2 separate regions of the Homo sapiens genome follow, and region 2 is linked to region 1. A link is a loop called in an ENCODE intact Hi-C map of the cell type or tissue named here. Cell type or tissue: natural killer cell. All regions are shown on one strand. Region 1 overlaps SETD3 (SET domain containing 3, actin N3(tau)-histidine methyltransferase). Region 2 has its middle 48 kb from the start of BCL11B.

What was found. Hi-C counts contacts between places; a loop is a spot of excess contacts. Peaks named below come from ENCODE experiments on the same cell type or tissue, not always from the same donor. Only the 100,000 strongest peaks of a DNase experiment are listed, where the experiment ranks them.
Region 2: a loop joins it to region 1, with 10 times the contacts of the local background. A loop is called at or near these places in 37 of 110 quality-filtered maps.

The regions. Positions count from the first base shown.
Region 1 is chr14:99,413,027-99,418,026 of GRCh38, reverse strand. SETD3 (SET domain containing 3, actin N3(tau)-histidine methyltransferase) reads left to right here. Exons shown (of 13, transcript NM_032233.3): 7 at 4,093-4,151; 8 at 4,962-5,000. Among named protein-coding and RNA genes, the nearest start is that of SETD3, 65 kb to the left of the region's middle. RefSeq lists an enhancer at 3,988-4,653. In natural killer cell, CTCF peaks have their summits at 1,943 and 2,142 (motif pointing right); a DNase peak (open chromatin) is centred at 2,156.
Region 2 is chr14:99,317,913-99,322,912 of GRCh38, reverse strand. No RefSeq gene overlaps it. Among named protein-coding and RNA genes, the nearest start is that of BCL11B, 48 kb to the right of the region's middle. RefSeq lists enhancers at 1-337, 1,400-2,027, 2,028-2,656, 3,952-4,678. In natural killer cell, CTCF peaks have their summits at 2,461 and 2,677 (motif pointing left); DNase peaks (open chromatin) are centred at 2,182 and 2,702; H3K4me3 peaks cover 791 bases; H3K27ac peaks cover 2,005 bases.

The DNA of each region.
Region 1 (5,000 bases):
ACTTGTTTTTCTTTAAGTAAAAATCAGTCTGGGTAGAGAAGAATATTCTTTAGAAAAGTAAATATCTGATTTTGGGAAATGTTTGTGTCTTAGAGGCCATTTGTGTGTTCTAATATATTTTTTTCTTCAGAGCATTTTGATTCTTTAGGTTAAATATGGCCTTTTGAGAATTGTTTTAGGAAACACCTCTCCATGTATTTATGGAAATACTTTTATTTTAAAAATGCTTATTGTTAAATGTTTGAAAAACATGAAAAACAAAAAAACCTTAACGCAAATGTATTTTGTTCCTGTGCAGAGCTGTTAATGTTTCAAAGCTGTTTCACGTACTAGATGTTTCTGAATTAGGGATTCACATAATAATGAATTCTGCTTATTTTGGTTCTCCACAAAGGTTTGTTGTATGAGCTTAAAATAAGCCTGCAGCTGATTTGTGTAACACATATTAACTGTTTGTTTAGTTTAAGTGCATGTCTGTATCTCTCATTTCTGATCACCCTGGAACATTTGCATGCTGCACAGCAGCCATCTTCTTTTATACTTTATTAAATATCTGTCAATTATAAATATCAAGGTTTTACATTAATGTCAAGATAGTACATCAAAAATTCATGGAATATGTGACTTTTTCCAAGGGTATTTAATACTTAATGCATCTGTGTCATTTTTCTTTCCAGAGATATCGACAGGTTTTATTAAGTGTTTGTTAGGGAGATTTCATTTTTATCAAGGGACTATAAAGAGAAGCTGCATGCTAAATCAATTTTTTAAAGCCGGAATATTGTTCATTTTTTCATCTTCAAACACTTATAATCCATAGGTTTTATTTAAATTTCTTCTTGGTTTATTTTTGTTTTATGTGAGTGATAGTTCAAGACGGAACTTTAATAAGGATCAAATATGCTGACTGTAGTGGTTTTTAATTTCCTTAAGCATAGCTACCAGACCCATGCAATATGGTAAATTCTTCAAAATGTCATACTTACATATTTAGCAATATTGCTCTTTTTTATTGAAGCCGAACAAACAATTTTAGATATTAATCTTTCCCAAACGTAGTGATTATTTTGTACTCGGTACAATATTACTGTGTCTCAACATGGAATGCCTCCTTTTGCTGGAAGAGGGAAGGGGAAGAGTGCGTCCCTGGGTTGCCTGGCTCTGTAGTGCTTCAGGTCTGATTATGAGCCACGGCAATGGTTCATTTCTCCATCTTCATATATTTATTGTGCTCAAGAAAGTAAAAATATTAATCACTTAAAAAATCTGGAGAAAATCCGTGGCTAGTTTCTCCGCCTGTATTTACTGGGAGGTGTGGGCTGAGGGGAGGTAGCGCTTCAGGAGACCCCATTGCCGCTGCTGCTGGGCCCCCCATGCCTGAGAGGCCCTCTCACTGTCGTCTTTCTGACAGTGGCAGGCAGAAGCTTCTCAGGGACCCTCCTCACCCATCCCATGTGTGTCTGTGTCTTGGAATCTACAGTTACAATTGGTTTGGAAGCTAAAACCAATTGGCTGCAGAGAGTACGTTTTCTGTTTTAATTGTATATTTTTATTTTAAAAGTGCAAGCTAGGAATGTCTTCTAGTGAAAAGGCTATTGTAATCAACAAAACCTTTATAAGCACCACTTTGCTTCATTAAGTGAGGAACGCTCAGTTATCTTTTGTATAACGTATGAGCTTAAAGATTTTCATCTAAGGATATTTTAGGAACTTTCCAGTAACTTCAGATTAATAATTTTTGGAAGATGTGTTTTAACTTGGTCTTCAACAGGGAAAAAAGGTTTTTTTTTGTTTGTTTTTAATACATTGAGCTTAAATGAAAATTGTTTGGCATAGACATTTGTCTTATCCTTGTTCAATTCTTCAGAATAAGTAAAACCATTTATTTTCAAAATTAAATATTTTTTAATTATGAATATTTTTGATATTTGAATGTCTCAAGATTCTTATAAAACTATTATATAATAGTTTTTAGAGACAGCAGAGATTTTTCTTTTTAGAAACCAAATCTTAGTTGGGTAAAGCTGAAGTAGTAGCTGTTTTTGATAAGCCCAGTTTTTGGTTTACAGTAAGTTGCTTTAAAGGCCTTGCCCTGGGAAATATCAAGAACTCTGCGACTGTAATCTACTCTCCCAAGTTGCCAGAAGGTGGCAGTAGTGTCACAGTAATGAGAGCTCTGTGGAGAGAGTTATTTCCTTTCTCCGTTAGTGTCACATTTTGCTTTAGTGTCACTGTTAAGTGCATGTGTCAGTGGCAGAATCTTTTTTTTAACCAGATTTATGTACAGTGTGTACACCCTATTTCTTAAGAAGATAAGAACTATTTCTAACAGATTCTGCAAATATTATGTAACCATGCAGCCAAAATGATCTTCAAAATCTGAAGAATGCAGTGACACATTTTTTTCTTGAGTGTTTTTTTTTTCCCTAAATGATTTCATCAGGACTGTGAGCATGGACTTATATGTTGGGTAAGAAATGTGTATGAATAGCAGGAAGAGAAACATTTTGAAGAGTTAATTTTCCATCTCTTGATGGAGATCACCCATGTTTGGATAGTTGTGTAGGGTCCAAGGCTACTTAAAGAAATTTGAGAGTTAGAAGACTCTTGAAGTTATTTTTAGATTTAGCATTTTGAGATTTAGCATTCCAGTTTTGAATATTGTCATCTTTTCTGCCATTTAATAAGTCAGACTTCTTAGTGGGGGCTCCAAATTTTTAGACTTAGAGATTTAGCATTGGAACTTACTAACTTTCTACAGTTTAATTCTACAGTTTAAATGAATTAAAATACGTAAAAATAACAAAAACAACACTTTCCCACTTCCTAGAGTATGAAAACAGGCAGGATGTGCAAAGTTCCCAGTTGATCGGGTAATGCGAAGTTTCATTTTATTGCAAGTGAAGGAACTTTAGCAAAACTAACACTTAATTGGCAGCCTTTTGTAATACATAATTTGCCTAAAATTGCGCACTGAGCACAAGCTTTTGTTTTCTAATTGATTTACGGTTTTAGCTACTTTTACCTCATCCCCTACTGTCCTGCGTAGGGTGCCAGCGAGTACATTACAGTGAGCGATGATAAATTACAGTGCACTTGTGATGCCAATGCGTCACGAGTGAAAACTGCAGGCTACATGGAGCTTCCTGCATTAAAAGTGGTGCGGAGACCCGGCTTCAGCAGGATTTCATTTGTATCTCAGAAATAACCATTTGTTCATTTGATCACTTACTACAATCTATCAGACTGTAATTGAAACTGAAGATCCAAATTGTACTATTACAGCTTTTAATTTCTTAATTGAGACAAAGTTTTTAAGTGCTTGAAAGGCCTAAAGTGGAGGACGTGGTGAAGAGAGAATATGAAATCTATATAATTTTCTCATAAAAGTGAAGTTTTAGTATTTTTACCAAATGTTCTTTTGTCCAGGAAAGAAGTAAAATTTAAATATGCTGATCTGTTTTGTCGTTATCCTATGTGTTTGTGAAGTTATTTTATAGTCTCATAGACCTGCACTTCTCCTGATTTTCCGTGCTTGATCCGCATTTGCCGTGTATATGATTCATGTGCGAACAAGTTGATTCCCATGAAATGACTTAAGTCGGAGAGAAATGAAAGAGCTTTCAACCGATTAGAGTGCCTTTAATTTTTCCTTTTGTTGACATGGGATTTGAACCCTCTCAGAAGGCCTGTGCGGTACATCATGGCATGAGGTGCAGAGCGGGGCCAGGATGGACCTGGCTTGGGCGGCTCTGCGTTTCTGCTTAGATCCAGTGCTCATCGCGTAGGCGTGCCTGCCTTTTGTAAAGTCGGTCCACCTTAAATTGTGTTTTGCGCGTTGTCTGTGGGTGCTAGTATCGAAATATGAAGAAGCAGATTTATGGCGGCTGCTGGGCACAACAAATTAAGTTGACAGTGATGTATGAGAGCATAACAGCGCGATGATCCCTCTGTAGCGCGGCTGGACGCCGCCTGCTTCATTTGGCTCTTGTTAGGATCTGTTAGGCAGCTAAATAATGAAATTCTGCTGACTGATTTCTGTTTTCCCTTTTTCTCTTTTCACCTCTGCTTTCTAAAACTTCTAATTCCCAGACCCATCCTCATGCCAACAAACTACCCTTGAAGGATTCTTTCACTTACGAGGACTACAGGTTGGTGTGGGCTGTGAGTGTGTCTGTGTATTGAGGGTGGTTTCTAAGTGAAGTGGGATCCTGGAAGGGAGGGAAGGGCTTCAGTGAGAAGTGACCTGCTGTGACCGTTAAAGCATCCAAACAGAGCTCATCTTTCAGAAGTTATCAGGAGCAGCTTGGATAAGTATCAGCATTTTCATAGCCATGTAGAAATTGCCATTAACCTGTCATGGCAGGGGATTAGCTGAGGTAGCCAAATGCTACTTGAGATTAACATTAGTGTTGGGTGGTCCTATGGATTTTTCTTTTCTTATTTAAAAAAGACTATGTTAGTGTAAAATGGGGACTTTTTTTGAACGGAGAGATTTAATTCACTGCACAGTGTAATAAAAAAGTCACATTTTACATTTCTTACAATTCACAGAGGATTTCTGATCAGAAAGGAGTTTTATGGTTTGCTTTTCAATGAGGCTTAAAATAGGTGCAGAGTCAGCATTTGGGCAAAAGAGGGTTGGGTTGGGGGGTGTCGGGGAGTGGATTTTGTGAGTCACGAAGATCCGGGAAGGGGCCTGAGCCCTGCGCAAAGCCGTCCTTCTGGCTCTGCTTCTTGGGAACAGTCTGCCTTAAACACTCACTCCTGCATTTCCCCTGGCTCTTTCAAACCCTGGGTTTGTTTTTAAATGATGATGAAGGCCAAACATTACCTTTGTTACTTAGGAAAAGACTTTGTACGTTTGTAAGAGATCAAACCTAAATTTTTGGTTATGTTATTTCTTACTGCAATTGGCTTTTAAATGTTCCAACCTTAAGTCACCATTTATCTTGTTATAGGTGGGCAGTCTCTTCTGTTATGACGAGGCAAAACCAAAT
Region 2 (5,000 bases), 95 kb after region 1:
AGGACACGACTCACAGAGGCCGGCATCCAGCACCGTCCACAGGGACAGGGCCTGGGTCGGAGATGCAGCAGGCAGGAGCTTGGAGGGGCACCAGCACTGCATAAGACCCCGGAAGAAGAGGTCAGGAGCCAAGGGCCAGGTGCACGTCAGGGGGCGGGGAGGGCTGGGGACACCGGCTGGACAGAGCCAGGGGCTGGCCTTGTCTCAGGCCACCCAGCCTCTTCCCAGACCTTCTTCCAAACCCTCTCTTCTCCCCCAGGGAACTGGAGGCAGGGAACAGGGCTGACTGGGAGGGAGAACTGCGGTGGGGAGGGGGAGTCCCCTTCACAGAGTCCCCAGGAATCTCCCCTGCAGGATCCAAACTTCTTGGAGTAAGAAGATGCTTCCTGGAGCCTTGGAAGGAAGAGAGAACCATGGAGTCCTGGGGTCACTGCCGAGCCCAAAGTTTGATCTTCAGGCAAATGCCAGGGCGGGAGGAGAGAGCGAAACACGTGGAAGATCAGCGTCCTCCATGTTGCCGGGAGATGCAGCTTGGGAGACAGAGGCTCCCCCACGCAGCCTGGCCGTCCCCCCTCTCCTTCTGGTTTCCTCCGGTGCCTTCTATGGTCAGTGATGGGGGCTTTGCAGCCTGGCTCTGGGTGGCTTTGGTGAGGGGCATTGGGGTCTCGTCAGCCTCTGCCTTCAGGGGGTCGTGGCAAGCAGGCAGAGACAGAAACAGGAGGTGATAGGGGATGATGTGGCCAGAGAGGGAGGCATTGACTCTGCCTGGGAGATCAAGGAGAGCTTCCAGGAGGAGGTGGCAGTTGAAATAAAGTGCAATTAGGTCAGAGTAGAAGAGGCGACAGAGGTGTGTTTTCCTCTATGTATTTGGAATGAAATTGAAGCTCAGAAATGTTAGATGGGTTTTGCCCAAGATCTTACAGTTAGTAACAGACAGGTGAGGACAGGATGTGAGCCCAGGCCATCAGCCTGCAGTCAGGTTCTCTGTCCAGGAGCACAGAGCCACTTTGATTCCTGAAGAGGCTTCAGTAACCAGGCCAGGGTGACCAAAGTGTTTGCTGGGGAAGGAGTGTGATTTGCTCATCCTGGGGCCTGAACTGGGGAGGGTGTCTTGGCACAGAGAGGAAGGGAATGTCCTTGCTCTCAAGGGCTGGACCAGAGAGTGGGGAAGACAGAGAATGGGGCTGCAGACACATCCTGCAACAGGGCCTGAAACCTCTCAGACTCTTCTCCCCCAGGGCTCTTGGTGTGCCTGTGGGTGAGGGGTGTGTGTGTGCATGAGTGTGAGTACGTGTGTGTATGACAGTACATGTGTGAGCGTGCGTGTGTTAGTGTGAGTACATGTGCATGGGTGTGTGGGAGTGTTAGTACATGTATAAGTATGCTTGAATTGTGAGTATGGGTGTGTGTGAGCGCATGTGTATAGGTGTGTGTGGGTGTGTGTGTGCATGGGTGCGTGGGTGTCTGGGTGTGAGTGCATGTGTGTGGGTGCGAGTGTGAGTGCATGTGCGTGGGTGTGAATGCATGTGCGTGAGTGTGAATGCATGTGCGTGGGTGCATGGCTGTGAGTGTGCATGCACGTGTGCATGTGTGTCCACCCTTAATAAACCTTGGGTGAGCGAACAATGCGTGAAGGCCGGTCCTGCCGAGCACGGTCGGTAGTGCCTGGGTTGTGTTTGGGCGAGGACCCGAGCCTGCGGGTGCTGCACAGGAGCCAGCCGTGTGCCCAGGAACCTGCTGATCACTGAGGGTGGGTGAGGACGGCATGGGCACATGTGTGATTTGGTGGCAGTGCCACGTGGTTGTGACATCCACACCCACGCTGGCTGAGAAGAGCAATGGAGCGCCTGAGGAGGTGGCCCGGGACCTTGGCATCACCGCAGAGCGTCCTGGGAAACAGGGGAGGCCTCCTCTGGGCTGGCTGGGGGCTCGGAGCCCTGCACTTTGAACATGAGCGGGACCATGACCTCCTGTTGAACCCCAGCTGGGCGGAGCAGGTGCAGCAGCCCTGTGGGGAAGGTGTGCCTGGGTGGGGTGCCCGGGTCCTTGGAAGGAGCTGCCCATTGGCCATCTGGCGTGTCTGGTCAGCGCAAGCTCACCCTCCCCACTGAACCCCCTCCTGGGGCTCTGATAGCGTGAGGGGTCAGGGCCCTGACTGTTGAAGGCTGTCAGGGGAGGAAGTAGATGCAGAGGCCACACGGGTGGGTGGAGGTGCGAACTCGGCCTACGCTTAGCGCCGGGGCGTTTTCTCACCTGTGGTCGGTCAGTCAGGCAGCTGCCCAAGCGCTGACTCCCACGGGCCACCTCTCCTCGGCCTCCCAGCCCCAAGGCCTGCGGAGGGGGTGCGCCTTCTCCCCACCCCCGCCCCGCCCCGCCCCCAATCACTCCCTGTGTGCAGGGCTCCGCAGGCAACGCCGCGCAGCTGCCCCTGGCTCTCCGACACTGGCATCCCTGTGTCCCAAGAAGCCTCCTGACTTCCTTGGGAGTGATACTTCCTAACCCATCTGCCACCTCAGTCCATTCAACTCAGCCGATGGGGCGAGTCCACCCTGTGCCCCTCCCAGAAGTCTCCACTCCCACCCTGGTGCCCGGGCGCTGCCCGCCACTCGGCGCACAGCGACCCTGGTGCAACGTGGAGCGGGGCAGGAGGACCAGGGTTCAGCAGCTAGCGTGGCGCCCCCTGGTGGCGAGAGCAGGAAGAGTTTGCAGTGCCCTCGGCCACACCCACATTGAGCTAGGTGCTTTCTGCATGGGTTTTAAAATGGGCAGGGAGGGGAATTTCCCTGAATACCAGTGCTGTGGGTTCACTGAGACTCCACGTTGTCACGCCATGCTGCAGGGAACCCTTAAAATTTGGGTTTCCACAAGATGCAATTCATCTGTATGTTTTGACCTTTTATTTAAAAATCACAAGTCAAACATTATTAAGTAAAGTAGAATAACTGTATTCATTTGCTAAGAAAACACTTCCCAGGACTTCCCTCCTATGCCAGGCTTTGTCTAGACGCTAGCAGGGAAAATACGGCAGCGTCTGTGCCCTCGGAGGCCCACAGCCCGCGTGGGGAGACGGATATTCCCAGCCATTCGATCCTCAGTGTAAGACAGGGGTAAGGGGTATTATGATTCCCATAGGACCTTATTTTTTTAGGTGGGGTCTCACTCTGTCACCCAGGCTGGAGTGCAGTGGTGAGATCTCAGCTCACTGCAACCTCTGCCTCCTGGGTTCAAGCGATTCTCCTGCCTCAGCCTCCTGAGTAGCTGGGATTACAGGCACCCGCCACCACGCCTGGCTAATTTTTGTATTTTTAGTAGAGACGGGGTTTCACCATGTTGGTCAGGCTGGTCTCAAACTCCTGAACTAGTGATCCGCCCACTTCGGCCTCCCAAAGTGATGGGATTACAAGCGTGACCCACCATGCCCGGTCTATGATTTTATAGATGAGGAAACTGAGGTTTGGAGACATGCAGAGCCACCTCATCATGGTGGTTCTACCAGTTCGGATCCTGCCTTGAACAAAATCCCACACAAGAAGGGAGTATAACACAGGGACTTTTTGCAGAGGTGGGAGCGGGTTTAAAGCTGGCCTCACCCAGGGGCCAGCTGCAGTGGGAAGCTGTGAGACCCTCAGCCTGAAGGCACGGAGAGTCCAGGGAGACCCGGAGGGGGCCCGACACAGGCTGGAGTCACAGGACAAGGCCATTGTGAGGATCTTGGTGCTGAGCCAAGGAGGGAGCAGGGGAGAAATACCCAGACCTCTCTCTCTGCCCATCTCCAGTCTGGGCTTCCCATCTCTGGGCCTGACAGGAGCCAGAGGGCTGAGTCCCCCAGGTGGTATAGGCCGTGAGTGAGGTCTGCCCCTGGGCCTTAGGCAGGACAGAGAAGGGCAGAGAATGAACCATGGGACGAGGAGGTCGTGGCACACAGAGAATCCCCTCAGGTGGCTTTGGGCCCTGGCTGCCAGTTCCAGGGTGCCAAGAGAAGCCTCACTCCGTATCTGCGACATTCTCACATATTTCAGGAAGACCCTGGGGAGAGGCAGCCAGGCCTGCGGGGCTCCAGGGTGAGCACAAAGACGGGGTGTGCTTGGCCCTTGGCTGGGAGTGGCCTGTGGGAAGCCAGGTCTTGGCCTTGTCAAGAATGCGGTGATGGATTTCAGAGCACAGCAGGGGCAGGAAGCCATAGGTCGAATGAGCCCCTGGAGGTCAGGGGCCCACCAGATGCATTCTCACCGTGCCCCCAAGAGACACATCCTACAGGCCCACTGCAAGGAGCGCAATGAATGATCACAGTAGCCACCATTTAGCGCACACCTACTGTGTGCCATGGCTGTTTGGGCTGCAGTTGAGTTATTCACAGAGGTGCACAGAGCACTGTCCCATGGCATGTGAAACCTTGTGGTGCAGTGACATTTTAAGCTACAAGGAATAACCCCTGACAGCCTGCATTGCCTTGGACTGTCACCTGCCCGGGAGGTGACAGCTTCTCTCCCGCACCTGGACAGAGGCTGCCTTGGCCTAGAAGAGAACACACTTTGCAGGAAACATCCAGGGTCCTGTCACTCAGCAGCTGCCAGCTCAGGACCTCCTGGCCAGGAACCCAGCTTCCCTGCCTCTCCATCCCTGGCTCAGTTCCCATTGTGTGGCCAGCACAGCTGTCGTTTCAGGGGCCACTGGTGGACTCTGGATGATCATTTACAGATTGGGAGGGCGTGATAAGGCTCTCATGCCCTGTATGGGTTATTAAGAAATGGCACCACAGGGGCCAGGTTTCCATGCCAGCTCCCCCTCACTGTCTCTTTCTGCCTATCTTTTATTGTCCACTCTTATCTTTCCCCCTCCCCATGCCCCACCCTTGTGCAGGTCCCTAAGACCATAACCTTCTTCAAACTGCTGCTGGCTTTTCCTGACCCTCTGCCCCAGGCCCGGAAGGTAACTTTATCAGCAGGGCTAGTGAGGGCTTGGCTGGGGCCCCAACCCTGTATGGCCAGAGAGGGGGAAAT